Linked DNA regions of Homo sapiens: region 1 is linked to region 2. Evidence: read pairs that join two places in POLR2A ChIA-PET (ENCODE). Cell type or tissue: PC-9. All regions are shown on one strand. Each heading gives the region's core, and the rest is flanking DNA. Links, peaks and the distances in the headings are about the cores only. Region 1 overlaps CAST (calpastatin). Region 2 has its middle 21 kb from the start of ERAP2.

Evidence for each region. Peaks named below come from ENCODE experiments on the same cell type or tissue, not always from the same donor. Only the 100,000 strongest peaks of a DNase experiment are listed, where the experiment ranks them.
Region 1: POLR2A ChIA-PET joins it to region 2 with 5 read pairs; 1 of 35 experiments calls an interaction of 5 or more read pairs at or near these places.

Annotation. Positions count from the first base shown.
Region 1 is chr5:96,733,158-96,736,081 of GRCh38, reverse strand. The region is part of intron 9 of CAST (calpastatin); the gene reads right to left. Among named protein-coding and RNA genes, the nearest start is that of CAST, 72 kb to the right of the region's middle. RefSeq lists an enhancer at 1,526-2,058. In PC-9, for the core only: no CTCF peak of the experiment used is centred there; a DNase peak (open chromatin) is centred at 1,831; H3K4me3 peaks cover 476 bases; H3K27ac peaks cover 2,332 bases.
Region 2 is chr5:96,853,585-96,856,508 of GRCh38, reverse strand. It overlaps a transcript of ERAP1 not described here. Among named protein-coding and RNA genes, the nearest start is that of ERAP2, 21 kb to the left of the region's middle. In PC-9, for the core only: no CTCF peak of the experiment used is centred there; no DNase peak of the experiment used is centred there; H3K27ac peaks cover 954 bases.

The DNA of each region.
Region 1 (2,924 bases), core at 286-2,785, 120 kb after region 2:
AAGCATTGATCATACACTGAACATCCGCTCTACAGCAGAAACTGTGCTGTGTGTTTTATATCCTTTTTCAGAAGGGCTTTAATTATATTAGTCTCATTTAGTGATGGGCAAAGCAAGGCTCAGATTAGGCCACTTTCCTCAGGTTACACAGTAAGGGACAGAATGAAGATTTGAATCCAAGACTGTTTCTTTCCTCGCTGTTCTTCTCCAGGGCCCACAGCCAGTTTTTACAACATCCATGAATTCTTTCTATAGGCTGCCACTTCTGGCTTTGCTCTCTGGCTCTTTGCCCCCACACATCAAGACTTCCATATCCCTCACTTCGGCATCTCAACACCTCCTCTTTCCTTAAAATGAGTTGATCGCTCATCATTGCTTCCATTGCTCTATCAAAGACTGCAAACAACTTTTCAATCTGCAGTTTCCATGCTTTTATCCAGATGTAATCTCTGAAATTTGACCCTTGGAGCATCTCTCCCTCCCCATTGCCACCTTTCGGCACCATTCTGATCCTATTGTGGCATCTATGCCCTTTGTTCTCCATTACCTCTGGCATCTCTTTTACTTTGGTCCCCACTGTATACACTCTGCACATTTCTGCCCTGTGCTGGTGGTCTTATCCAAAATCATTCTCTATGGCCAGAGGCAAATGCTTTCAGAGACTGGCAGAAACTAAATGGGTGAAGTTGTTGGGTTTAAGATAAAAGGGGACCATTTCCCATTTGAAGGTATCCAAACTCAGGGAACAAAGCACAGGAAGAGCACAGGCTCTGACTGCCAAGGTTTGCATAACAGTTGAGACATGCATGGCTGCTTGAGGCTTTAGCAAGTCACTTCTCCTTGGAGATATTAGATAAGTGAATCTATACGAAGTATGAAAACCATTGTTTGGCACATGCTCAGCACTATGTAAGTACTTGCTATGTAATTGTAAGTGCTAAATAAGTGACTGTTACAATTGCAATGCTAGAAACACTGTGGGGGCCACTAGGGTGTGAGCCTGAGTCTGGATAATTGAAACCACTTCCATGATTCAGCCACTACCTCATGCAGATATTCACTCATGTTCTCTCCCCCACCTTCCTCTTCCTTCTCAATGTCTCTCTTCCCCTCCCTCTCTCCCCACTATCTTTCTATTCCATCCACTCTTTCTCTTCCTCTCCCTTTCCTCCTACTTCATTCTTTTCTATTAGAAAACAGTATTTTAATTGTCTTGCTAGACATATTTCTTTGGACACTTCAAACACTTAAATTCAGCTTGTCCAAAATTAGAGACACCTCTTTCCTCCTCAGTTCCTCTGACATCTATCTGTACTCCTGCCAATGGTACCCAGGGAACTTAGGGACTGGACTGCAAGGTGCCCAGCTCACAATTTAAAAAGGCACTCATTCTCAGGTGCCAACTCTGCACTTGCACAAACCTGACAATGAGCACCTTAGGGGCCTCCTTTCCCTTACCGTGTGGCTACCAACCTCCTGCAATCAGACTCAGAAGCACCAGGTTATCTTAGATTTTACTTTGTCTTTGCCCACTTCTGTCAATCATTTCCTAAAACCTGAAGATTTTTGCTCTGCAATTCATCTTGGATAACTCCCCACTTTCTTATTCTATCACAGCTCTAATTTAGGCTAAAATATGACTCATCAGGACTACTGAAACAGTCCCTGACCAACCTTCTACCTTCCTATCTCTATCCCATCCACCTAACTGCAGTCCCTTAATCCTTCTGCAGCTCGGATTCAATTGCATCACCCCATCTGTTCTCTCAGGTTCTCAAAGGCTACCCGCTGTCAGCTGAATCACCACATGTACAAATTCACCTTAGGGTTCTCCACAGCAGTGCTCAACCTGTCTTTCTGGTCTTACAGCCCCACCATTCACTTCCTCTGTGCTTCACCCACGTTGGAATGTACTTTGTGCCCAGAACACATCTTACACTTTTCAACACCTGCAATCCCAGCTATCCTTCCATGCCTAACTGAACTTGGATCTACTCTTCCAAAGCTCTTGTGGATTCCCTGAATTAGATAGAATCCCTTCATTCCTCACCAAATAACACCTTGTGGGGGCCTTTCTTCATCTGATTGAAATACAGCCCCAGGTACATTGTCTTTTCCCCACCCCCTAGACAGGCCAGCCTATAGCTAGTGCATCCTGCAGAACCAACCATGGTACCTTATTTAGTTTTTTATTTTATTTTTTTGAGACAGTGTTTCACTCTTGTTGCCCAGGCTGGAGTGCAACGGTGCGATCTTGGCTCACCGCAACCTCTGCCTCCCGGGTTCAAGCAATTCTCCTGCCTCAGCCTCTTGAGTAGCTGGGATTACAGGCCTGTGCCACCATGCCCAGCTAATTTTTTATTTTTAGTAGAGACGGGGTTTCTCCATGTTGGTCAGGCTGGTCTTGAGCTCCTGACCTCAGGTGATCTGCCTGCCTTATGGTACTTTAAACATGCTATGTACTAAAATAAGAAGGCAAGTCATTAAATCCTATTTAATGGGAGAAGAATCAGAGGCAACGTAAAGTAAAATGACTTGCTGCAAGTTCCAGCACAAGTCAATGCACGGCAGACTTCCACATAAGCCTCTCCTAATTTTATTGTTTAGTTTTCACTTATAACACTGGTTAATTTACATTTAGCTCAAAACTGTAAATTTTGATTACATTTAAAAATCTATTTTAGCGGGCCTAATCCTCTGCCTTAAATCTATCCATTTCCAAACTGAAAACATTGATTACATTTAAAAATCTATTTTAACGTATCTAATCTTCTGCCTTAAATGTATCCATTTTCAAACCATTTCATGTAAGCATTCCTCATTGGTGCAAGAGAGTGCTGTGTCTTCCTGGAGTGAGGCTATGAGTCTCAAGGTAGTATACAAGTGATCTATTGCAAGAAAAAACAATTTTAAGTTTGATATTT
Region 2 (2,924 bases), core at 235-2,734:
GGAAGGAAAGCAGAGGTTGGTGTCAAATAGCTCAAACAGCATTGTACTAAAACATACTTATATCTCAAAAATGCAAATAATTTGTTCCTTTCAAACTAATAGTCAAGTATTTGCTCTCTCTCTCTCTCTCTCTCTCTCTCTCTATATATATATATATATTTTTTTTTTTTTTTTTTTTTTTTTTTTTTTTGAGACGGAGTCTCACCCTGTCACCCAGGCTGGAGTGCAATGGTGCAATCTTGGCTCACTGCAATCTCCGCCTCCCGGGTTCAAATAATTCTCCTGCCTCAGCCTCCCGAGTAGCTAGGATTACAGGCATCTGCCACCACGTCCAGCTAATTTTTGTATTTTTAATACAGACGGGGTTTCACCACGTTAGCCAGGCTGGTCTCGAAGTCCTGACCTCATAATCTGCCCGCCTGGGCCTCCCTAAAGGGGTGGGATTACAGACATGAGCCACTGTGTCCGGCCTGCTCAAAATATATTTATAGGAAAGATCGACTATTGCATGTGACTAAAAGAGAATAATCTTTCTTCTGTGTGTCCCAGCAATTTGGTCGTGGCCACACACAGTCATTCCCAACATTGCAGTTAACAAGGCTCACACATACACATATGTGTGTGCATGTGTATGTGTGTATATACTTGCATAAATTATTTGAGAACTGAAAATTCCCTTCTCCTACATCTTTCTATTCCCTTTTACCTACAAGACCAACAGGGAGATGTCTTGGGACTCAGATTCACTCTTGACTGTGAAATCAGATCTAAAAATGACTCAGGCTGTCAAGTAAGTGGGAGAGAAGTGGAAATGATCCAACGGTGGCCAAAGTTCCGCTGCAATTGCCTCTGACGGTTAGCTAGTTTTCAAAATGCCATCGCCCTTTTCTTTGGAGCAAAGTTCCTGGTTTCTGTAAGTCATGGAAAGGAACAGACAGTCTTCACTGTAAAATCACAGAGTTCTATGCAATCGCTGGTGAAGCTCCACAGAGAATGTTCATCTGGTTCCACTGCTGCCCACCCACCTGGGTTTTTTTTCTTTTCTCCAAAGTTTTTCTGCTACAAAATTGTCTCCAGTGTGAGATATAGACAATGTATCCTGTGAAAGTAGTTTCAACAGAATCTCTGTTTACATTCTTAGAGCTCAATTTCATGGATATTTATTCAACTCTGCAACAATCTAGTCTTTTAGAACATTCCTTATCATTAATCGAAAGTGTTTTTTAATAGGAAATAAGGGTTACATTTGTTGTCATTATAATAATGATGCAATCATAGTCTGTTCTCCCATAATGTGTTTCTTTAATGTTAATTATCTCTACCATGACTGGTAAAGAGGAGGCTGAGGTCAGTGGAAGTTATGTGGGTTTATGCAATTTCCCCCAACATGCTAATGTTTTAAACCCATTATAGTCAAGCTTTCTTACTAATAGAGAAAAAACTTCATAATATATTAAGACTTTAAGATAAAACCTATATAATCTGCAGAAATGCCTTTCATTTGTGTAAAATGTGACTTATTTAGTGGTTTGAAAAACTGCTAGATTTTCTATATGTTAAGCTCTTTGGGGAGTTTCAAGAAAAGATGAAGCCTGAAGATATTTCTCTCATGTTAAAAAGAAAATTAATGATTAAAAAGGCTACCCTTGGATAGTATTTTAAGTTTTGGTTAAACTTCTTTCTATAGAAGTGACTGTTTCAAGGACATTCATTTTAAAAGAAAAATAAAGCATGACTCCATGGTAAAAGGCCACAAGGGTTGGAATGACTGAAATTTTATGGCAAATGCCCATGGAAATTGAACCATAATAGCATAATTTCTTATTAGGATTCTAACTGTTTGTGTTAGAGTCTTGATTTCAAACCTGTATTGGATTTAAATATCTTATTATTAATGCATTTTTCCCAAAGACCCTATTATTTTTAGTGTGCAATTTTTCCAAAATGTGAAGTTTTCTGGGGACACACATGGTATCATTGTAAGATGCCTATACTTGGCATTTGAACAAATAAGACAAAAATAAAAATTAAGAGTGCTCAGAGGTTTTTTTTTTGTTGTTTGTTTGTTTTTTCACATTGGCCTTCAATGATTTGAGTGCATAGACCTGCTCAAAGTGATTCATTTATACATCCAAGTTAAATTATGGACTGCAGACCAGTTCAAGTATGTTTACATACTTGAGGTATCTATTGAATCATAAACATAGTACTAATTTGCAACATTGACTGCAGTCTCATAATGACATTTGCCAGATAGACACTGCTAAGTGGTGTCTTTGCATGATCATCTCATTTGATTCTCATAAGAGATTTAGGAGGTTGATACTATTATCCATATTTTATAGATAAGGAAACTAAAGTAATTAGCTCGATAACATAGCTGTGTGTGTGTGTGTTTGTGTTTATTCAAGATTTGGGAGGGAAGGCAATGGTTAGAACAAGGTTATTTGACTCAGAACAAAGTCAGAAATGGCTGCATTCACAGATTTCTTTCACTGAGGTGACATCTTTCAAAACCCATCTTTTACCTGTCCTTTATAAATGAATGTTTCTTCCTCTGTGGGCACAAATGCAATTGCTATCACTGTTAAGAGCATGTATTATTTTGTTCACTTTTCTAAGGTGCAGAAAAGTCCTCATGCTTCTTTTTTTTTTTTTAGAACTTTTAAATAGCCTAAGGTTGATTGATCATACTTGTAACTGTGTCTTCTACTACCTTAGGTACTCGCTCACAAAACACATTTAAAATACTACATGAAGTGGGTGATCTTTCCAAAGCCACAGTTCACTGTGAGTTCCAAATTCTCATCTGCCACTGGCCTGTGTGCAAAATGAGTTTTGCCTTTTTAAGTTTGTTCCCTATTCTATGATGTGAATAAATACACATCATAAAACCCTTCCTGGGAGAAGATGAGTTCATTGAG